Regions from separate parts of the Homo sapiens genome. Here region 2 is linked to region 1. A link is a loop called in an ENCODE intact Hi-C map of the cell type or tissue named here. Cell type or tissue: adrenal gland. All regions are shown on one strand. Links, peaks and the distances in the headings refer to the core of each region. The heading gives the core; the rest is flanking DNA.

Region 1 (11,851 bases), core at 2,203-10,202:
TCATGCCTGTAATCCCAGCACTTTGGGAGGCCGAGGCAAAATGATCACTTGAGACCAGGAGTTAGAGAACATCCTGGGTAACATAGCAAGACCCTGTCTCTACAAAAATATAGAGACCTAATCTTTATAAAAATATAAAAATTAGTCGGGCATGGTGGTACACACCAGTAGTCCCAGCTACTCAGGAGGCTGAGGCAGGAGAATCGCTTGAACCTGGGAGGTGGAGGTGGCAGTGAGCTGAGATCGCACCACTGCTCTCCAGCCTGGGTGACAGAGTAAGACTCTGTCTCAAAAAAAAAAAAAAGAAAAAAGAAAAAAAGAAATTAGCTGGGCATGGTGGTACATGCCTGTAGTCCCAGCTACTCAAGAGGCTGAGAAAGGAGGATTGCTAGAGCCCAGAAGTTTGAGGTTACAGTGAGCTCTGATTGAGTCACTGCACCCCAGCCTGAGTAACAGAGCAAGACCCTGTCTCTGAAAAAGAAGAAGAACAAAAGGTGTAAGGCCAGATGCAGTGGCTCATGCCTGTAATCCCAGCACACTGGGAGGCCAAGGCAGGTGGATTGCCTGAACTCAGGAGTTTGAGACCAGCCTGGGCAACATGGTGAAACCTCATCTCTACCAAAAATACAAAAAATTAGCCAGGTGTGGTGGCACACACCTGTGGTCCCAGCTACTTGGGAGGCTGAGGTGGGAGAATCACTTGAGCCTGGGAGGCAGAGGTTATAGTGAGCTGAGACTGTGCCAAAGCACTCCAACCTGAGTGACAGAGTGAGACCCCGTCTCAAAAAAAAAAAAAAGAAAAGAAGATTTAAAGATGGGAATAGCACCCATGAAAAAAGAGCGGTTATTACCAAAGTTAATCATGTGATAATAACTAACGGTGGTTTAACTCATACATGCCAAGATAAGAATACACAAATAACTGGGGTATAAGATAAATAACTGAGAGTTAGTGTTAGTGCTATGGTTTGAATGTGTCCCCCAAATTTCATGTTGGGAACTTAATTCCCCAATGTATATGTTGATGAAGGTAGGGGCCTTTGGGAGGTAATTTGGATTAAAGTTATCAGGGTGTGGCCTCTATGATGGGACTAGTGGTTTTACAAGAAGAGGAAGAGAGATGTGAGCTGACATGCATGTTCTTGCTCTCTTGCCATGTGATGCCCTCTGCCATGTTATGACACAGCAAAAAGATTCTCACCAGATGCCAGCACCATCCTCTTGGACTTCTCAGCTTCTAGAACCATGAGCTAACTAAAATTAGTCTTTTTCTTTTTTTGGAGACAGTGTCTCACGTCATCACCCAGGCTGGAGAGTGCAATGACACGATCTTGCCTCACTGCAACCTCCGCCTCCTGGGTTCAAGAGATTCTCATGCCTCAGCCTCCCGAGTAGCTGGGGTTCTAGGTGTGTGCCACCACACCTGGCTACTTTTTTTTTTGTATTGTTAATGGAGACAGGGTTTCACCCTGTTGGCCAGACTGATCTTGAACTCCTGATCTCAAGTGATCCGCCTGCCTCGCCCTCCCAAAGTTTGGGGATTACAGGCATGAGCCACTGCTCCCGGCAGTAAACTTCATCTTTCTGTTGCTATAACAGAATACTACAGACTGGATAAAATATGAAGAAAATACGTGTAGTTAGCTCACAGTTTTTTTTAAAGCAAGTTTAATTTCACCTTGGGAAGATATATTTAGAAATAATAACATATTATCATTTAAATCCCACACAACCTTATTTTACAAATGAAACAGCTGAAGCTTACAAAGATCATGTAAATAATCTACCTAAGGTCCACAGCAGACAAACTCAAGGCTGTTTTCTTAACTTCTACCCTGTACTGCCTACTGTATTTCAAAACTTTCATTAAGAATATGTTCCAGAGAACACGATGTCAGAGGGAAATAAATCATATGTACAATTGATCCATGAACAACATGGGGATTTGGAGTGTGAACCCCCTGTGCAGTTGAAAATCCATGCATCACTTTGGACTCCCCAAAACCTTAACTACTAATAGCCTAGTGTTGACCTGAAGTTCTTACCAACAATGTAGTCAATTAATATATATTCTGTATGCGATGTACATTATATACTATATTCTTATAATAAAGAAAGCTAAATAACAGAAAATGTCCTTAAGAAAATTATAAGGAAGAGAAAATATATTTACCATTTATTAAGTGGATGTGGATCATGACAAAGGTCTTCATCTTCATCATCTTCACATTGAGTAGGTTGGGAAGGTGGAAGAAGGGGAGTTGGTCTTGCTGTCTCAAGAGTGGCAGAGGCAGAAGAAAATCCACATGTGTAAGTGGATGCATGCAGTTAAAAAACCCATGTTGTTCAAGAATCAACTGTATATATAAAACCATTATACTTTCTGAAAATAATTAAGTAGCTAAGTTTCTTGAAGTTTTTTTTTTCCTGTTTCTTTTTTTCCTTGTTTTAGTCCATTTATGCTACAATAACAAAATATCTGAGACTGGGTAATTTATAAACAATAGGAATTTATTTCTCACAGTTCTGGAGGCTGGGACTCCAAGATCAAGTTGCCGGGGGGCTCAGTATATATCTGGTGAAGGCTGTTCTCTGCTTCCAAGATGGCAGCTTGTTGCTGTGTTCTTACATGACAGAAAAGCAGAAGAGCAAAAGGGGCTGAACTCTGTGTGAAGCCACTTTTATAAGGGCCTCAATCCTATTCATGAGAGAGAAGCCTTCATGGCCTAATCACCTCCTAAAGACCCCCAGCTCTTAATACTATTGCATTGGAGATTAAGTTTCAACATGAATTTTGGAAGACACAGTCAGACCACAGCATTTCTGGTAAGACAACAGTAAAACCAGGCAATTCAAAGGAAAATTTTAACAGCTGAAAATGATTTTTTTTTTTTGGCATTTGGAATAATGCCTATAAATCACACCCATATCCTCTTCAAGCTGAGAACTGAAAGCAAAAATTGCTCAAATCAGTTTACAAAGCAGTTTCTCTAAAAATATTTTTGAAAGAAAAAAACTTTTAGGTGAGGCTAAAATATATATATATATATATATATATATATATATATATATATATATATATTTATTTTAATTTGTGATCATGATCCAAACTATTTAGAATGCAAAGTTGGAGAAAGAAATGGAAACTAGTATAGTGGCCAATTCTAAATACACAAAAAAGAATGGAAAAATTCTTTCCTATTATGTTGACCACATTCCTTCTCTGAATCATAAAGCTCTCAGTTGAGCAAGTATTATAATCAGTGCTTATTTATCTAAAATGGCTGGAAAATGTGCCCACCTACCTAATTTTATTTTTCAGGTGAGTTATTAGATGCACCATTCAAGAATTTCTATTTCTAAATCACCTCAATACTTAACTAATCTGGTCTTATTTTAACCTTTAATTCAGAAAATAAAGACAGATGGGTTTTTCAGGATCACAGATCCTCATTGTTCCTCCTTTCAGGCCAAAATCCTCATAGCCTTCAAAACCCTGCTTCATCTGATCTCTGCCTACCCTTCCCACTTCATCCTTCTCCCACTTGCTCAATGCCCCCAGCCACTTCTGTTTCTTTCTGTTTCAAGCTGATTCTCTCAATACACTTGCCCTGACGACACCCTCTGCCAGCAATGCATTTCTCCCTTATCCTCTCAACATTCACATCTCTGCTTGAACATCACCTCCTCCCCAGACACCCTCTCTCAAGCAGCACACACACTCCCCGGCATAGTATCCATTCACTATCTTCACAGTGCTCTTGACTCCCTGAAATAATCTTCCTTATGCTATTGCTTGACTATGGCCTGTAACCCATCCCCTACTAGACCAAAAGCTCCTAAGGAAGGATCTTAACCCTCTCATTTACGATTGTATTCCCAGGGCCTGGAAGAGCCCTATGCAGGACTGGCTCTCAACAAACAGTTAATGAGTCAATTTCATGAAATAAAGTTCACCAAATGATATACCTCTGAAGATGCTTTAGAGCATGATATGATATTGTTATCAACTTGTTATTTTATATTCATTGATTAGATTGTTAAAAGATATACTTAGGCACATGAAAATGTTACAGAGTTTATTTGGGGAGAGAGCAATTCATGAATTGGGCAGTACCAGGCGGCAAGGGGTTTAGCATTCCACCCAGGGAGCATGAGGTGAAACATTTATAAGGTGTTTGTGAAAGCAAGGCCAAAAAAAAAAAAAAAATTAGGTTAAGGTGAAAAGTCCCTTTGGCCTCATCTAGAAGTTAGTTGGTCATTTCTAACTGGTTAAGTTTGTTTCATTTTAGTGCTTACATTGAGTTGGGTTTTAGTTTGCTTGTGTTGGAACCTGAGGCACTGGTACAGTCTCAGCAGAATGCTTCCCAATTAATTATTTTAACAAGATAAACATTTATTGAATGATTACTATGTATAAAGTGTGGGGAATACAATGTCGAACAGAATGGTTCCTGCCCTCCTGAAGTGAGTCATCTAATGGGAACTTAACAAAAAAATTATGTTACTTGAGTTTTCTGCTTACTATATTAGTGTATTTATTTATTTATTTATAGAGACAGAGTCTTGTTCTATTGCCCAGGCTGGAGTGAAATGGCATGATCATAGCTCACTGTAACTGTGTGGCTAATTTTTAAATTTTTTGTAGAGATGGGGTCTTGCTATGTTGCCCAGATTGGTCTTGAATTCCTGACCACAAGTGATCCTCCCCCTGGGAACCATTACAGTTGGCCAATGCTTTTAATACTATGGAAATAAATGCCTATTTTCCAAGCGTCTTCACTACCAAAAAGTAAACACATTTATTTTAAGAAACAGGTGCTAAGCAACTTTCAGCATAATCTGCAAATAATTTTCTTTGTCAGAACAGTGCTACGTGATGAAATTTAGACCATTAATACACTTTATTCCCACTGCCTCAACTAGTGAAAGGAATTGCATTTCAATAGGGACGTTTCAGAGTGAACACTGTTTACAAAGGAATTAAACTGCATTAGTATTTTGATACCATCTTAAATTATCTAAGGTTTTTGATAAGCAACAAAGACTGGAATGTGACACTGGAATGTGAGTCATTCTGCATTTCAAAAGATTGCTGAGTTGAGATTCTTGATGTTAACCCTACTTCTTACGAATAAAAGCTTTTAAGCTGTATCCTTATCGAAATCAAGAACACAAATTATCATAAAGAAGCTAAAACTGAGCACCTGTATTTGATAGAGGTATTATAAAAGGCAGTGGGGCCTGGAACCTTTCTGATCCTCCTTCCCTTTGACAATAAATAAATGTAGTAGAATCCTATTCCCTAAAAATGTAGGTGAGTACATACACACACAAAAATAATTGCATAAAAGTCTTGTGAAGGTTATGAACTCCAGAAAAAGACAACCCTGACTGAGGCCTCTCCTCTCTTCCAGAATTCCCTTTTGGGACTGCCAAGTCCTGTGGCTGCTGTCAAAACACTGTGTTTTATTGTTAACACCAAATTTAGAGAATCAGCAATGTCTTTGAACCTGAACGACAATAGATAAAATTAGTGAGGTATTCCCAATTGTTTCAAGCAGGAATAAGGCAAGGAGAGAGAAGAAACAACGTACACACACACACACAGAGAAAGAGAGAGAGAGTGAGAATAAATGAATATGGGAATGAGGAGAGGAAGGACAGCTATCATGAGAAAGAGAAAGTGGCAGGAGGAGTTTCAAAGGGAGAGGTGGTCTGTCTTCCTTCCTCATGTCCAGAATGAGCACTTCACTCCCTCAGCTCCTGCCAGCCCCTTCCACCCCCAGAACTCTCACCTCTTCAGCTTTCCTGGCCCCTGCCTTTAGAAACCCTATAAATTCGCTTTTGCTTCTCTCAACCCAGCTATCTACTTGTTAAGGACTGCCCCCTTCTCAGCTTCCTTCCACTGGTTTCTTTCTTTCTAGTTTTTTGAGACAGGATCTCACTCCATCGCCCAGGCTGGAGTGCAGTGGCAGGATCACTGCTCAATCAGCCTTGACATCTTTGGCTCAAGCAATCCTCGGGACTACAGGCACACATCACCATGCCTGGCTAATTTTTGTATTTTTAGTAGAGATGGGGTTTCACCATGTTGCCCAGGTGGGTCTCAAACTCCTGGGCTCAAGTGATCCACCTGCCTTGGCTTCCCGAAATGCTGGGATTTCAGAGATGAGCCACTGCCACCTGGCCTTAAACACGGTTTTCTAAATCTGCTCCCTCCATTTCTTCACTGACTCTTCCCTTCCTTACCCCAGAATGTGATTTCTACTGGAGCTGTGGCTTGAGGCTTCTCCATGAGAAGGACCATACTGAAAAAATAAAAGGCTCTTTTCCTTTCTGCATTTACGTTGTATGTTTGTTCAGCTTTTTCCTTAAAACTTTCTTCTTCCTTGTTTGCTGAGTTCATTTTAGTATTCTTTGTACTTGTTTGTGATTTTACTTGCTTTTTCTTTTTCTCCAAATTTCTGAGCCACCCCAGAATTTAATTCTTGCTTTTCTGTGTTCTTTACACTTCCTGTCTGAGGAAACTATAGATTATAATGACTTAATGTGCCAAGAAAAACATAGGTTTCAGAAGCAGAAAAAAAAAACCTAAGCTCTAGTTCTGATCTTAGTGCTTTGTGACCTTAAACAAGTCACTAACCTCTCTAAGCCTCGGTTTCTTCCTCTAAAAAAAAAAATGAGGACAATAATATTTCCTTCTAATTGTAATTTTGAATATTAAATGGGATAAGATTTGTAAAAATGACTAAGTGCTCATCATATTATTCATCAGGCAAGCAATTGTTGACCATCTACTTTATGCCAGATTCAATATAAGATCCTAGGGAATGATGCAGTGAAGAAGACATAGTTTCCTGCCCTAAATCTACTCTCAGTCTAGAAAGGGGCATGTAAACAAATAAATTACATGACACTGTGTCAGCAGCAACAATAGGAACATTTACAAAATAGAAAGGACAAATAGAAAAGGGGCTGAATAAATCTCACGGAGGTTTGTGAGACAAGGAAGCCTTCTGGGAAAGGTGATATCTGAATCCAATTTTGAAGGATAAATGTTAACAAATAGAAGCAGAGAAAACAACGTATTCAAAGATACCTAAGTGTGAAACAGCGTGGCCAATTCAGGGCTGTTTCTAGAATTAAAGCACAAGGTTGGAAGTGACAGAAGACAAGATTGGAGAGGCAGGGAGAGGCCAGATAATAGTCTTAGTAATAAGCATGCTAATAACACCCAATGATTGAGAAATTACCCTGTGTCAGGCACTGGGGCATAATTAAGTGCTTTGCATACATGATTTTTAAAAATTATCATTATAGCGACTCTGTAAGTCAAAGAGCTTGGGCTTGGCCCGTGGCCAAATGAAGAGCCACTAGACTTTTAAGTAAGGTAGTTATGATCCCATGCATATTTAGAAAAGCTATTGAGGCATCAGATTTTTAAAAAGTGTGGTGAAATACACATAAAAATTATTATCTTAACCATTTTTCAGTGAACAGTTCAGTGGCATTAAGTATATTCACACTGTTGTGCTACCATCACCACCATAGAACTTTTTTCATCTTGCAAAACTGAAGCTCTGTAGCTATTAAATGGTAACTCCCCACTACCTGGTCTCTTCATCCTCTAGCTGAATCATGCAGTATTCGGAATACCATATAGTATAGTAGAATGGAATCACACCGTATTTATCCTGTTGTGACTGGTTTATTTCAGTTAGCATAATGTTCTCAGCGTTCATCTTTGTTACAGTATATGTCAGAATTTTTTCCTTTTTAAGGAAATAATATTCCATTGCATGTATATACCACTTCTAGTTTTCTCATTCACCCACTGATGGACACAGGTTGCTTCCACATCTTGGTGGACAAAGGTATACAAGCATTTCTTTCAGACCCTGCTTTCAGTTAGGTTGGGTATATTCCTAGAGGTCTATGGTAATAGTGTTTTTAATTTTTAAAGGAACTGCCCTGCTGTAAGGCTTTGGAGATGAATCAGGAGAAAAAGGCTAGGGGCAGGATGCCATTTTGTGGCAATAAGAACCTCAGTTTCAAGCTGTTGGGAGTGGACGAAAGGCAATGTAGTTGAGCAACTGACAACACTTGGTTCCTAAATTGAGAAGAGGGAGGTAGATATTCTGGGTGACTCTCTTGTAGGATACCTTCAGATTTTGAGGGATCTGAAGCTTTTACAAGTTTAGGAACCCTCGAGATAAAAAAAATAAAATAAAAAACAACGGATAAAAAATCAAGTGTGGGACTCTAAAGAGGCCATGGAAGTGAGCGGCCTTGCAATACAGACTGGAGAGAGAAGAGCTTGTGCAGTGGGCATCATCTTTATTTGCCTCGCCAGCATCTCTTCCCCCATTTTCCTTTGGGGTTGTGCGTCTTCCCTCTCTCAGCTCCTGTGGTGCTGGCCGAGCTGCCAACTTACCTCCACACCTACTTTAGGCACATACCCAGGCCTGCCAGCAGTGCCTTCCTCCTGGTAGCTGCAGTGATTAGCATGGAAATATGTAGGTGACAGTGAGGCTCAATTCTGGGACTTTTGTTAGAACCATTGGGAAGTTTTTCACTTAGAAGATTAGGATGTAAACCTGGACCTTTCAGTGGTAAATTTCTCCCCTGGTGGGTAGGGCTGAGGGAGTTAGCAGAAGAGAAAAGGTATGTGGAGACACCCTGGTTTGTCATGCCTTTGACTGAGTCCTTGACTCTAGCCATGCCCAATGCTACATCTCCTTGACTTGTATGTCACATGAACCACTAAAGTCCACTTTTTGTCTAAGTCGGTTTGACTTCGTTTTCAGCTTCCATATCTGTTTATCATAAAGAACTCCGGTGGACCTTGTTTGGGTCATGTGCCTCCTTGAGCCCAGTACTTGGCCTAGTGGGGGATAAGGTAATCCCTTTGAAACGTCCGCCACATGCTTGCCTCTGGTGGAAAAGGTGGCACACGATGGATGTACTAATAGTATCACCTGGAGTAACTGGTGAGCACTCTCCAAAGGGAGGGGAAAAAGGAGCAAATGTACCTTACAAGAGCAATTTCAGGGAGCTTCCAGGTAGCTGAACCCATGAAGGTTCCTGAAGTGGGGCGTGACAGAGAGGCCGTGGCAGTTCTGCTCCCCTTCTCCCATACCTCATCCTATGCATCTCTTCTATTCGGCTGCTCACATGTGTTTTGGAAAAACTGATTTCAAATGAAGATGGGCAACAACAAAGGATCACTGCCAAATCCAATACAAAGTTGTTATTATAAAGAAAAAGATGTAAAGGATAGGAGCTTTTTTTTTTAAGACAGAGTCTCACTCTGCTGGAGTGCAGTCTCCCAGTCTGGAGTGCAGTGGTGCAATCTTGGCTCACTGCAATCTGCACCTCTGGGTTCAAGCAATTCTCTCGCCTCAGCCTCCTGAGTAGCTATGACTACAGGTGTGTGCCACCCTGCCGGCTAATTTTTGTATTTTTAGTAGAGACGGGGTTTCACCATGTTGCCCAGGCTGGTCTCGAAGTCCTGGCCTCATGTGATCCGCTTGCCTCCCAAAGAGCTGGGATTACAGGTGTGAGCCACTGCACCAGGCCAGGGGCATTTTTATAATAAATTCCATAAAGCATCCCCCCTTGCCCCCCTCAAAAAAGGGTGACTTCAGATTCTTCAGGAGTCTGGGAAGTTGGTTTTTGAGCAATCATTCTAAACCAGGCCTGGTTTCAAATCCCAACTCTGCTCTCTGTTAACTGTTTGATATTGACCGAGTTGTGTACCATACTAAACCTTAGTTTTTGATTATAAAGTAGGAATAGATAATATTGATTATTATAGGGTTATTGCAAGTGATGCCTATAAGTGGGGTGACTGTGATTTAGCATCTCAACGGGACACTTTTGAGGGTGAAATGAGCACACTATGAAGGGGCTTTATCAGGACTGCCTGAAACAAAAAAATATTAATAGTGCCCTTTCACTCTCAAAAATGCCCCTATTTGGGTGATGAATTTTGATCTCACTGCCTGTTATGTGCCTCTAATAGTGCTTAGCACATAGCAGGTGCTTAAAAGTCCCTTAGCCTCTGAGCCTTTTAGGGTCCCTTCTGCCTTTACCATAACTGATCCATACCTTTGTGGTTCTCTTTAATTCTCTGGCATTGTGGACTTGTTACAGGAACAGGGTCCCGATCCAACCCCAAGAGAGGGCTCTTGGATTTCACACAAGAAAGAATTCAGGGCGAGTCTGTAAAGTGAAAGCAAGTTTATTAGGAGGAATAAAAAAATGGCTACTCCAGACTGAGCAGCCCCTTGGGCTGCCGGTTGCCCTTATTTATAGTTATTTCTTGATGATACGCTAAACAAGGGGTGGCTTATTCATGCCTCCTTTTTTTAGATCATATAGGGCAACTTCCTGATGTTGCCATGGCATTTGCAAACTGTCATGGCGCTGGTGGGAGTGTAGCAGTGAGGACGACCAGAGGTCATTCTTGCCGCCATTTTGGTTTTGGTGGGTTTTGGCTGGCTTCTTTACTGAAACCTGTTTTATCAGCAAAGTCTTTATGACCTGTACCTTGTGCTGACCTCCTAACTCATTCTGTGACTTAGAATGCCTTAACCGTCTGGGAATGCAGCCTAGCAGGTCTCAGCCTTATTTTACCTAGCCCCTATTCAAGATGGAGTTGCTTTGGTTCACATGCCTCTGACAGATTTACAGGGTGAATTCTTCAAAACACTTTATGTTATTATTTTCGTGGCAAGATGTATGGCAATATGACCCACAAATTTGCCTCTGTGAAAAAATACTTTTCTACAACTCTCCAACAACTGCTTTTAATTAATAAAAATTTGGAAAGGTTGAGTTGACCTCCTTAACAGCATTTATTTCAATTGAAAGTGTTCTGCATATTACAGAAACTTCCAGGGAAAGTACTTAAGATTGCTGGGCCACACCCTGGTAGTTAGTTTGCAATGTGACATTTTACTTAAACTGAGCATTTACTGACACATTCTACTGTTAGAACTTGGTCAGGATTTTTGAAATGTATCCTAACAGTGACAAGTTAAATACCATAATAAGAAAACACACAATCCAATAAAAATAGGCAAAAGATCTGAACAAACATTTCATGAAAAAGATACACAGATGGCAAATAAATACATGAAAAGAAGCCCAACATCATTACGTATTAAGGGAATTCAAATTAAAACCATAATGAGATACCATACTCCACATCTATAAGAATGACTAAATTTAAAAAAACTGACCTACCAACTGTTGGTGAGGAAGCAGAGGAACTGGAACTCTCATACGCACTGGTGGGAATGTAAAATGGTACAATCATTTTGGAAAAAGTTTGCAGTTTCTTAAAAAGTGAAATATACATCTTTCACTTGATCCAGCCATTCCATTTATAGGTATTTATGGGAGAGAAATTAAAGCATATGTCCATACAAAGACTTGTACATGAATGTTCATAGCAGCTTTATTTGCAATAGCCAAAATCTAGAAACAACCAAAATGTTCATCAATAAGGGAATGGGTAAAATCACTGGTGTATCCCTACAGTTGAATACTACTCAGTAATAAAAGGAATGAACTAATGATACATGCTACAACGTCAGTGAATCTCGTAATAATTTTGCTGAGTGAAAGAAGCCAGATAAAACAGAATATACAATGTGTGATTCCAATTATATAAAATTCTAGGAAATACAAATTAATGTATAGTTACATAAAGCATATCAGGGGTTGCCTGGTGGGGTGGAGAGGTAAGGAAGACTGGGAGGGAGGGGCTACATGAGGAAACTTTTGGGTATGATGAATATGTCCTTTGTCTGTTGTGGTGATGGGTTTTTAAATAGGTGTA
Region 2 (11,851 bases), core at 1,517-9,516, 99 kb before region 1:
AAAAACATAAATAGCACAATTAAAAAAAAAATCTATACCTTTGAGTACAAACATACAATTTATTTTGTGCTGTTATAAAATCAGGACATGGCCTGTTTTGGAATTCCCTACGTCCTTCCTTTTGTACAAATGGAGGCTGTTAGATCCTTCCAGCCTTTAGGCCCAAGGAAATAATTCTGGTAGTTGCAGTCACACCACGGACAGCATAATTCTAAGCTCTGCATGTGGCCAGGCTGTGACTAGAGATGTACTTACAGTTTTAGTCAGGTTTGACCAAGCAGGTGAGCATGGCAAGGAAGTAAAAGGGAAACAATGGGTGCCGAGGGATACTCCCTTGTCCTTCAAATACCTGGTAGATGCTCACTTTATGGTGCTTATGAAATGTCATGAAGCAACATATGAGTAAGGGAGCTGTGGGTCCTGCTAATAACCAGCTCTGTCACCTTGTGTGAATCAACCCCTCTGGGCCTTAGTCTTCTACTGTGAAATAAGGAGGCCTGGCTGAGATTAGGAATCTTATTTATTTATTTATTTATTTATTTATTTATTTATTTTGAGACAGGGTCTCACTCTGTCACCCAGGCTGGAGTGCAGTGGTTCAATCTTGGCTCACTACAACCTCTTCCTCCCAGGCTTAAGCTATCCACCCACCTCAACCTCCCCAGTAGTTGGGACCACAGGTGCGAGCCACCACACCTGGCTAATATTGTATTTTTTGTAGAGATAGGGTTTTGCCGTGTTGCCCAGCCTGGTCTTGAACTCCTGAGGTCAAGTGATCCGCCCACCTCGGCCTCCCAAAGTGTTGAGATTACAGGCGTGAGTCACTGCACCCGGCAGAGATCTCACACCTGGCTTTCAAGTCTGACTTGTCAACGTCAAGCGAGGCTTCTGCTCCAGGCTGTGTTTCTCCAGGGCCTGTCAGCATCAGTCCAGCATCCAGATTCCTGAATATTATCTTCCTAGATTCCCAGTTGTCTTCCTCCGTCCACTTGCCTGCTAGGTCTACCCATTGCTTCAGTTATAGTACAAACTCCTGTCTGTCCCATTTCAACCTAAAATACCTGTGTATGTTTTCTAATATTGATATATTTTATACTTAAAGAGTATTTTACCAACTCAAAATTATGCTCCAAACAAGACCACAGTGAATCATGATGTGCTGTCAGCCTGTTTCCGCTCTTGCTATTTGCTCCCCAGGTCATGACAGTACCGTTCACCCTAGGTAAAAACCTGAGAGTTATCCCAAACTCTCCAGCGTCCTAAATCTCCCTTCTCACTGCTTGTCATCTCCATTCCTCTACCTTAGTGCTGCTGCTGGCCGTCAGGCCTTCAGCATCATTCTTCTGATGTATTTCAGTGATCTCCCCAATGATTGCCCTTCTCTGGTCGTGCCCTCTCCCCTTCTGTCCATTCTCTTCATAATTACTAGACTGGTATTTCTTGAATGCATTTCTGCTCCCATTATTCCGCTCCAACTCCATTTTCTGTTGTTCCCTATGTTGCTTCTTACGTACCAAAATACAGTTCCCCAGATATTCCATGCTATTTCATGTCTCTCAGCTCTGAACACGCTGCTTCCTCTGGCAAGAAGACCCTTCACCAACCACACCCACACTATTATACTTAGAAAATTTTATATCCTGCACAAGTTAGATCAGGAATCTCTTCATGAAGCCTGATTTACCTTATCAAAGAATAATGTATTGGCTGGGCGTGGTGGCTCACGCCTGTAATCCCAACAATTTGGGAGGCCAAGGTGGGAAGATCATTTGAACCCAGGAATTCCAGACCAGCCTGGGCAACATAGGAAGACCCCGTCTTTAGAAAAAGTTTTTTTAAAATCAGCAAGATGTGATGGGGCATGCCTGTAGTCCTGGCTACCCAGAAGGCCAAGGTGGGAGAATCGCTTGAGCCCAGGAGGTCAAGGATGCAGTGAGTCATGATCATGCCGCTGCTCTCCAGCCTGGGCAAGAGAGGGAGACCCTGTCTCAAAAAAAAAAAAAAAAAAAACCTTATAGTTTATCACTTTGTTTTTTTTTTTTTTTGAGGTGAAGTTTTGTTCTTGTTGCCCAGGCTGGAGTGCAGTGGTGCAATCTTGGCTCACTGCAACCTCCACCTCCCAGATTTAAACAATTATTTTGCCTCAGCCTCCCAGGTAGCTGGGATTACAAGTGCCCATGACCACACCTGGCTAATTTGTTTTTTGGGGTTTTTGTTTGTTTGTTTGTTTGTTGTTTTTGAGATGGAGTCTCACTCTGTCACCAGACTAGAGTGCAGTGTCACGATCTTGGCTCACTGCAACTTCCTCCTCCTGGGTTTAAGCAATTCTCCTGCCTCAGCCTCCCAAGTAGCTGGGACTACAGGCACGTGCTACCATACCCAGCTAATTTTTGTATTTTTAGTAGAGACAAGGTTTTACTATGTTGGCCAGGATGGTCTCAAAACTCCTGACCTCAGGTGATCCAAACACCTCGGCCTCCCAAAGTGCTGGGATTACAGGCATTACAGGCGTAAGCCACCGCGCGTGGCCAATTTTTTGTATTTTTAGTAGAGACAGGGTTTCACCATGTTGGCCAAGCAGGTTTCAAACTCTTGACCTTCAGGCAATCCACGTATCTTGGCCTCCCAAAGTGCTGGGATTACAGGTGTGAACCACCGCACCTGGTCCAGTTTATTACTTCTTACTTGGTGCTAACATTATATTTAATAATTGTCTCATATTATAGTTATCCCTTTGACTGCAATTATCACTTTTCCTGTGCTGTCCTGATAGACTGCAGTGAGTTCCTTGTGAATGTCTTATTCACCTCTGTTTCCCTAGCCCAGTTCCTGTCACCTGGCAGGTGCTTGTTGAAAGTTTAATGAAGAAACAAGTGAATGAATCCATGCTTAGAGAGTACAGCTCTGAAATTCAATGTCGTAAACAATTGTTTCATACATGATTTTAATATATATATTTTATTTTAAGAAAAGGAATGCAATTTTCTTACCATTTTAAGGACAAAGGAAGGGTGCTTCAACTTCAAGTGACATAAACCTACGCTTAAAATTGGCTTGAACAATAAAGGGAATTTGTCAACTTACAAAACAGGAAAAATTCAGTCTTATTTCTGGCGAGGCTTGGTCCGGTTGCCCAGGCATATCCCTATAGCAAGAGTTGTCTCTCTGCTCTGTCTTCTGCAGTGGCAGCTCCACCGGGCTTCCCACAGTGCTGCCTCCAGCAGCTCCAAGCTCTCTCATTAGGGTAACAAAAACCTGTAGCACCTCCTGGCCTCATGTCTCTTCCTCTTCATGAGGAAGAAGAGGATCTCTTACAGCATATGGGAGAGAGAGCCCCAGCAAACATCTCCTGCCTCATGGTACTCCAGTGGGGTTATACTCCCATCTTTCAGCTAATCATTGTAGCCAGGAATGATTCCTCCATGTTGCTTCAGCCATTCCAGGCCTACTCTTAGAGGCAGGGTTAGGGGTGAAGGGGACAGGAGGCAAATACCACCAAACCGTCCGGCTGAGAATATGAGAGGAATGAGTTACCCAAAGGAAAATTGCGATATTGTCAAAAGAAGGAGTCAATAAAGGCTGAGAGAGAATAAATGTGCATTTATAAAAGGCTTTAAAAATCTTTTGAGCCAGAATCCCATAATTTTTTCAGAAACAAACTACTTTGTTTTTCCCTGAAGTCTCAGACCACCAGGCAAGGAGAAGCTTCTGGAGGTAAAGTGAGGGGTGGTTTCAGGCCCTGGGGCAGAGCTGGAGTGCAGCCTCATTTCTCTTTGACAAGCCAGTCTTGAGCCAGCTGTGGGATCATGGTGGCTAGTTAAGGATCCCTGATCTCAGCTAGCCCTCCTTGCTTCACAGTGGGACACTGAGGTCCAGAGAGCTTGATTCATGCAAAGTAAGTGGTTATCAGCAGGACCCATCATGGGACTGTATTAGTCTGTTCTCATGCTGCTATAAAGAACTGCCCGAGACTGGGTAATTTATAAAGAAAAGAAGCTTGGGCCAGGCGCGGTGGCTCACGCCCTTAATCCCAGCACTTTGGGAGGTCGAGGTGGGCGGATCACCTGAAATCAGGAGTTTGAGACCATCCTGGCCAACATGGTGAAACCCCGTCTCTACTAAAACTACAAAAATTAGCCGGGTATGGTGGCGCATACCTGTAATCCCAACTACTTGAGAGGCTGAGGCTGGAGAATTGCTTGAATTTGGGTTGTGGAGGTTGCAGTGAGCCGAGATCGCACCACTGCACCCCAACCTGGGCAACAGAGTGAGACTCCATCTCAAAAAAAAAAAAAAAAAAAAAAAAAGAGGTTTAATTGACTCACAGTTCCACATGGCTGGGGAGGCCTCAGGAAACTTGGAATCATGGTGGAAGGCACCTCTTCACAGGGTGACAGGAGGGAGAATAAGTGCCCAGCAAAGGGGGAAGCCCCTTATAAAACCATCAGAACTCATGAGAACTAACGCACTATCACAGGGGAACTGCCCCCATGATTCAATTATCTCCACTTGGTCCTTCCCATGGGGGTTATGGGAACTACAATTCAAGATGAGACTTGGGTGGGGACACAACCAAACTATATCAGGGGCCCACAGCACCCTCACTTATATGACACTTCATGGCATTTCATCAGCACCATAAAGTATCTACCAAGTACTTGAAGGACATATAAAAAAAAATTTTGTGGTAAATTATGGTCATCTTGATTTCATAATGATTAGTTGAACCATCCAACATACATTTAAAAATATACATTGCATTATTTTTAAATAGTTATGAAAGAAAGCTGAAACCATTTTTGGTTGAATGAAATTTTACCATTTTAACTTTGTCTTGTTTCCAGGACTTTTCAGTCGTGTGGCATTCACTAAATAATAAAGGTATTGTATGTTTCAGTGTGTGGTAACAGCAAAGAATGACTTCATCAACCACTTGATCTCCTCTGTTGTGGTTTATGATGCCATCTGGATTCTTTGGTGGAATTATTTCCATCTAAATCACTATAAACTCCTATTTAGTTTTCACAAATCTAAAGCCAGATATGTTTGTGGTTTTTAACAGTGATGTAATTCTGGAACATACTTTGAAAGTTACAAGTTGTCATATACTGTTAGTATTTAACTCAGTGTTTCATATACTATCAGACACTAGAAGCCTGAACAAAATCCATTTCTCTGTTTTTTCACTCTTCAGCATCCTACTTTTCTTGTCTCTCTTGCCACCATATATTTGATTATACATCAGTCAAGTTCATATAGGGAGCGTTGGGAGGCCTTGTGGGCATACAGAGTACTATGGGACATGGCCCTGTTCTACAGGAATTAGGAAGCTGAGATGGAAAGGTTGTTTCACTGTTTCACTAAAATATGTTTTCTTCTATACGATAGAGAATAAGAAAGAGTCTTACTTCTTTGGCCAATAGTGTGAAAGAGACTGGATTATATTGAAGACAGGTAAATTTTGCAGGATATACACATTGAACTACAAAGAAAGAAAGAAGAGAGAAAGAGACAGAGAAGAAAGAGAGAAAACAAAACAAAACAAAACAAAAACATCCTTTCTAGGAACATATAACCCAGCTGACTGCCAGGTAGGAGCAATAGCAGGACAGCAGAACTTGCCATAAGGGCCTTGAGGCCTAAAGTTCAACAGAAAAGTCTCAAAATTTCTGAGGTCCTGTTGTGTTCTTATTTTGATTTTTCCCCTAAAAGGCTTAGGGAATGTGTCGGGGTAGGTGGCGGGCGGTCACTGGTAACAGTGGTAGGTGGGTTTGGTAACCCAAGCCTACAGTGCAAAACAGGGCACAGAGGGCAAAGAGAGAGGAGGAGGCAGGGAGCTTAGTTCCTGTAGAGGCAGGGAAAGAGACAACAAACTCTATGGGTTTGAGAGTGGGTGATTTGAAAAATCAAGGAAGAAAAAGGAAATGGATCAGGATGAGTAGTTGGCTATACATAAGAGTAGCAGGAGGCAGGGAGTAAACTTCGTGGTTCAGCTCCTTATATGTTGGGGAAAGCAGCTCCTCAGCAGTGAGACACAGAGATCCAAGCAAGATCTAGAGAAGGAGGTGAGTCAGCAGCATATTTCAGAACACATGGAAGACCTGGGTTCAGGTCCTGGTGCTGTCACTTTAGGGAAGTCCAGATTCCTCATCTGCAAAGTGAGAAAGTTGGAATAGTATGTCCCTTAAAACCCTGAGATGTCATGAGGTTAAGAGCCAGCATCTTCCCCATCACCATCCAGCATGGACTAGACTTCTAGAAATTATAATGATAGTCATTTGTCTGTTCAGCAAGTTATTTACTGAGTACCCATGATGTGCAAAACATCAGGCAGTGGGATCGTAGCAGTGAGCAAGATGAAATCCTTTTCTCTCATGGAGCTTGCATCCCTGGAAGAGGGGCAGACTACATACAATCACATATACACATAAATGAACAAGTTAATTGGAGGTAATGGTGATTGCTATGAAGATGGTAAAACAAGACAGTGTGGTGGAGAGACCACATATTTGGAGAAGAACTGTCTCCCCTCTGAGTGGGTAATGTTTAGACAAGATCTGATGTACAGGAAGGAGCTAGCTGTGAGACAGTCTGGGAGCAAATCAAACTTGTTAGAATGAGCAGACAAGGCCCTCAGGAAGGAGTGAGTCTGACACATTCAAAGAACAGACAGAAGACCAGTGTGGCTCAAGTGAATGAACAAGGAGGAATTAGAGATGTGAGCCAGCACCAGATTACATGGGACCTTGGGAGCAACTGTAAGGCATTTGGACTTGGTGCAGTGGAAAGCCTTTGTGGGATTTTAAGCAGGAGAATGAAAGGATCTGCTTTACATTATAAACAGATGGGTCTGGCAATTCTATAAAGAATAGATTGTAGGGGAGCAAGAGGAGAAGCAAAGAGACTAGTTAAGAGGCTGTTGAAGTAGTCAAGGTGAGAGATGGTAATGACTTGAATTGTGGGAGTAGCCGAGACATGTGGAATAAGTGGTTAGCTATGGAATGTGTATAAAAGTTTTGGGAGAAGGAAACATGGGGGCAGCCTCCTCTCTCCTTTCGGTCCCTGGCAACCTCATAGATCTTCATATCTAGAAGGAAATCTATGATAGATTTTACTGTTGATTTGTTGATTTCTACCTTGGGAATACAGAAGGAGTAGCCCATTGTGGTGGAAAATATAATAGTTTTAAGTCACTGTAGAAAGGCCTAGTGGATAGAGGAATACAAATATATATATATATTTGTGTATATATATATGTGTGTGTGTGTGTATATATATGTATGTGTGTGTGTGTGTGTGTGTGTGTATATATATATATATATATGTATGTATGTATGTATGTATGTATTTCTCAGCCCCCGTAGGATGGATTGAGATCCAGTTTAGCAGCCTACAGTGTCCCTCAAAGGAAGAACTACTTTCCTTGGTCTATAGGAATCCAGGAAAAGACTGGCCCTGCTAGGGTTATGTGGCCACTCCTGAACCAAATGGTAGTTCTGGGAGTGGGAGGTAGGGGTGGTAAAATGATGGAGCAGGCATCTTTTATGTCTTGCATCCCATTATAGGACATGAAGCTGGGTCAGGAACAGTTCCCTTAGAGCAAAGGTACAGACTAACAAAAACAACGTCTATAAAGATGCCTTCATTTGGATTTCTCCAGATATCAGAACCCCTAGGTAATTCCTGGCCAAAGGTCATAGCAGGCCTGAATTGTAGCTGTCTGAACCTCTGTCTCATTCCCTTGTCTTCAAAGGAAACTTTAAGACCAGAATATAAGCCTTGTATTGATTATTTTTCATTGACTTCTTTATATAGTTGATTTTATTTCCTAAAACTATGTAAAATAATAAAAACTCTCTTAAGATTTTGCCACAGCCTGGCTCTCAGTGTTTCCTTTAAATGACACAGGACATCAAGTAACCCAGTACCCAATTTCTGTGTCAAGTATAGGTAATCTGAGGGCACTGTCCCTGTCAGGATGGCCCGGGTTCCCATCTACTTGACTGCCTGGCAGCATAGCAGGTATCATAGAAAAACAGTGGGGCAGAGAGTTTTTGAAGCATTGTTAGATGCAGAAGGGGATGCCCTGCTGCTCTAATTGGCAGGCTCCTTTCCCCTTTGTGTGCATACCTCAAAGCCTCAGCACACTCCTCTCTCATGGTCCTATTTTTTGGAAAGAGGACCCACAGAGGCTTTTCACCTAGAACATGTTAGGGAAGGGGGACATTTGTCTTTGATTCCTTTGTGTCCCTCCTTCCTGTTTCCCCAACCTTTGGGGTTTGGTGCCTTCTAGCTTTGGCTGTTTATAAATCCACAATTCCCTGCACTACCCCAGCCTCTCTCCTCTAGCTTCATGAATTCCATTCAGTTCAACCCATTTAAAGAGTGGCCCTTGCAAATAAGGCTTTAAGTATACACTCTCAAATTACCCCCCTTGTGTCCTTTCTATATTCTAAATATATCTCAGCTAGGTGATAGGAAGATGGAATTGATTTATATTACTGTGTAATGACATATTGAATTATTTATTCAATAAAATTTTTTTTTTTTTTACTACAAACTATAACCAAGTACTCTTACAAGCACTGAGATTGCAGTGATTAAAGTTCCTGGCCCAGGGCCAGGCGCAGTGGATCACGCCTGTAATCCCAGCACTTTGGGAGGCCGAGGTGGGCAGATCACCTGAGGTCCGGAGTTGGAGACCAGCCTGACCAACATGGTGAAACCCTGTCTCTACTAAAAATGCAAAAATTAGGTGGGTGTGGTGGTGCGTGCCTGTAGTCCCAGCTACTTGGGAGGCTGAGGCAGGAGAGTCTCTTGAACTGAGAAGATGGAGGTTGCAGTGAGCTGAGATCGTGCCACTGCACTCCAGCCTGGATGACAAGAGCTAAACTCCGTCTAAAAAGTAAGTTCCTGGCCTCCTTGTGTAAGTTATGTTCTAATGGAGGAGACAGCAATACATAAATAAATAAGTATATAATATGCCAGTATAGTAGATGTTATTTTAAAGCACACAGAAAGTTTGGTGATGGAGGAGGGAAGAATATGTGTACGTGGGGATGGGGAGAGGGGAGGATGGGGATATTTTAGAAAGGCTAGTCAGGAAAGATATCTCTGAGGAGAACGGATATGCTACAATGGTGGGGGGATGTGTAGGTGGAGACTTGGATTTATAGAGCAGTCTTTTTAGTAGGATTTTCAGTTACCTGAACTTACTGTCAAAAAATAATGTGAGAAAGATCGGATAGGATTTGGAAGTGGAGCTTCTCTAGTTTAGAGCTGTAAGCCAGAGAGTGGCACCAGATGGACTCTCCTGTCCCGTGCCAGTCATTGTTAATGTCACGGTTAGGGCTTCCACCTTGGCTTTCTTTCCAGCCACCACTTCAACTTTCATCCCTGACTTTGATGCAGATTCTCCCACCATATTGACTCTTCAGGCTGTGCTGAACAAGTATCCTGCCCTCTGACTTGGAAGAGGCTCCTCATTGCCCTACCCTGTGGATAACCATGTGCTTTATTATTTAAATTGATACTTCTGAGAGCATGGGGCACTATCAATAATTATGCTGAGACAACAAGTGTAGGCTGAGATCCACCTCTGCAGTCTAGATGATTGGTCACTGTAGGCATGTGGTCATTGGCTGAGCTAGCTCCAGCACACAAATGGAACCAAGACTCCCCTCCCAGCTAAACTTCTGGTCTGGAGACTGGGAGGTTGGCTCCTTGTATGGTACATCCACAAGTAAAAAGAGAGGTCATCAAACTTTAGTTACTGGTCTTGTTGCCTTACCCTCAGGCCTGATTTTCTATTTTATATATTGGAGGTCCCTCAGTTCCCACCCCAGAACATGCTTGCACTAGTTTCTATTCTTCTGAAAATGGACTGAGACTTCCTAAACCCATTTTCTTAGCTGCTCCAGGCTGCTGCCAGGGATGAGATGTAGACTTTCTTCCACGTCCAGGTCTAGGAAAGCTATCTCCAGCCCCAGACGCTCTTGCATAGGCTTTACCAGGCTTGGATGTTTATGTCCTTGGAGCCAAGGTGTAATCAGGGGAGCCAGAATCAAACTGATCATCCTTCCAGTCCTGGTGACACTGTCTGGATATAATCCAGAAATGTTGTTCATTGCTGCTGCTTCGTAAAGTTGTATGCTCACAGCCTTAACAAAATTAAAGGAACATGATAAACACCCATGCTTTTTTAAATAAAATATTATAGGTATTGAGATTAGGCCACACAATTTGGTGGAAGTAACAGCCAAAAAAACTTCTATGATGGAATTCTACTGAATTATTTTTATCACAATAATAACAATGACATGACATCTTACTGGATTCAAATGTAGTTTGTAGTATAGGTCCACAGTCCCTTAGTCTGAAATCCTAAAGAGCTCTGAAAACTGGAAAAAAAAAAAATCCAGTTTGTCACAAGCTTATTTAACGGCAAAACCTGATTTGAATCAGCATGAAGCTTATAGTCTTTATTTATCCTGTTTAGTGTGAATATTCATGTATTGTTGCAGAGATATTAATATGTTTTATTTCTTTCCCAAACTTCAAAAAAGGATATTATATAATATGTGGTATATAAACCATATTACCTGTCCAAACACTTCTGACCCAAAAGGTTTCTGAGAAGGGATTTTGACTCTACAGTACTGCTTGGCCTATTACTTGTTTTTCAATTAGTAATCTCCACAACTTAGATGAGCATAAACCTCAAACAATTTGCTATTGCTTCTGAGTGGTTTATAGTTTGGGAACTACTCAGTATTAGTTTCTAGTTCAATATTTAGTACCTTAGCTTCTGGAAGGAAAAACATTGATTTGATAAAAGATTGATAAATAAATAAAAATAGTGGATACATATTGAGCCCAGGTCTCCCATTCTACACTGGTATACCATGGAGAGATGAGAAAATATTCTTTGCCATCATATGAAGAAGCAGAGTGGTCACACATTTCCATTTTCACTTTTTGCTGAGTCTGTAAGAACTGCACTCATGTTCTCTTGGAGCATAATAGAAGCCTCCAAACACAATTTCACACCTTTTTCTGAGTGCAAGAATGTAGTTATATGCTTTTCACTGGTTTAGAAAAAGGCTTCTCTATCTTCTTTTCTCAAGGAACATATTGTTTCTCAAGGCCAAGGGGAAAGGAAGAATGTATTAATTATTCTGTTCTTTTCTTTCTGACTTAACTGTGTGGTAGCCAGGCTCCAAGAAAGCCCTCAATGATTCTCACTTCCTGGTGTTCACATTCCAGTGTAGCCCCTTCCATATCAAATAGGGTTGATCTGTGTAACTAATATCAAAATATCAGAAATATCAAAATGTGACTTCTGAGGTCAGGTCATAAAAGACGTGACAATTTCTGCCTTGCCTCTTCTTGGAGCACTTACTTTTAAGAGGCTAGCTGTTGCATAATGAGAACACTTAATTAAGGAGCCCTATGGAAAGATCCATTTGGCAAGGAACTAAGGACACCAACCAGCAATCAGCACTAAATGGCCAGCCATTGAGTGAGCCACCTTGGAAGTGGATTCTCCTGCCCCAGTCAAACCTTCAGATGACTACAACCCCAGCCACCCACTTGATTTCAAGTTCATGAGTCACTGCAAGCCACTAAGCCACTCTTGGTTCCTGACCCACAGAAACTGTGAAAAACAGAATATACTTATTGTTTTAAGCTGGTAAATTTGGAGATAATTTGTTACACAGAAATAGGTAACCAATATATCTGGAATTTTGATTCAAGGAAAATATGTTGGTTTCTCTTGATTATGAAAATATCACTTTCTTGTTGCAAATTTTAAACATATTCAAAGTTATTCTGACCTGAAAAATGAAAA

What was found. Hi-C counts contacts between places; a loop is a spot of excess contacts. Peaks named below come from ENCODE experiments on the same cell type or tissue, not always from the same donor. Only the 100,000 strongest peaks of a DNase experiment are listed, where the experiment ranks them.
Region 2: it touches region 1 in a loop (2.5-fold over the local background); 73 of 110 quality-filtered maps call a loop at or near these places.

What each region holds. Positions count from the first base shown.
Region 1 is chr1:94,930,248-94,942,098 of GRCh38, reverse strand. CNN3-DT (CNN3 divergent transcript) reads right to left here. Exons shown (of 3, transcript NR_168377.1): 2 at 10,114-10,227. Among named protein-coding and RNA genes, the nearest start is that of CNN3, 9.1 kb to the right of the region's middle. RefSeq lists a silencer at 4,952-5,246 and enhancers at 4,790-5,644, 5,645-6,499. In adrenal gland, for the core only: no CTCF peak of the experiment used is centred there; no DNase peak of the experiment used is centred there; H3K4me3 peaks cover 1,046 bases; H3K27ac peaks cover 3,168 bases.
Region 2 is chr1:95,028,876-95,040,726 of GRCh38, reverse strand. All of the region lies in intron 2 of ALG14 (ALG14 UDP-N-acetylglucosaminyltransferase subunit), which reads left to right. It overlaps LOC105378863 (a long non-coding RNA gene), which reads right to left and starts at 10,422. Exons shown (of 2, transcript XR_947610.4): 1 at 10,332-10,422; 2 at 9,196-10,160. In adrenal gland, for the core only: no CTCF peak of the experiment used is centred there; no DNase peak of the experiment used is centred there.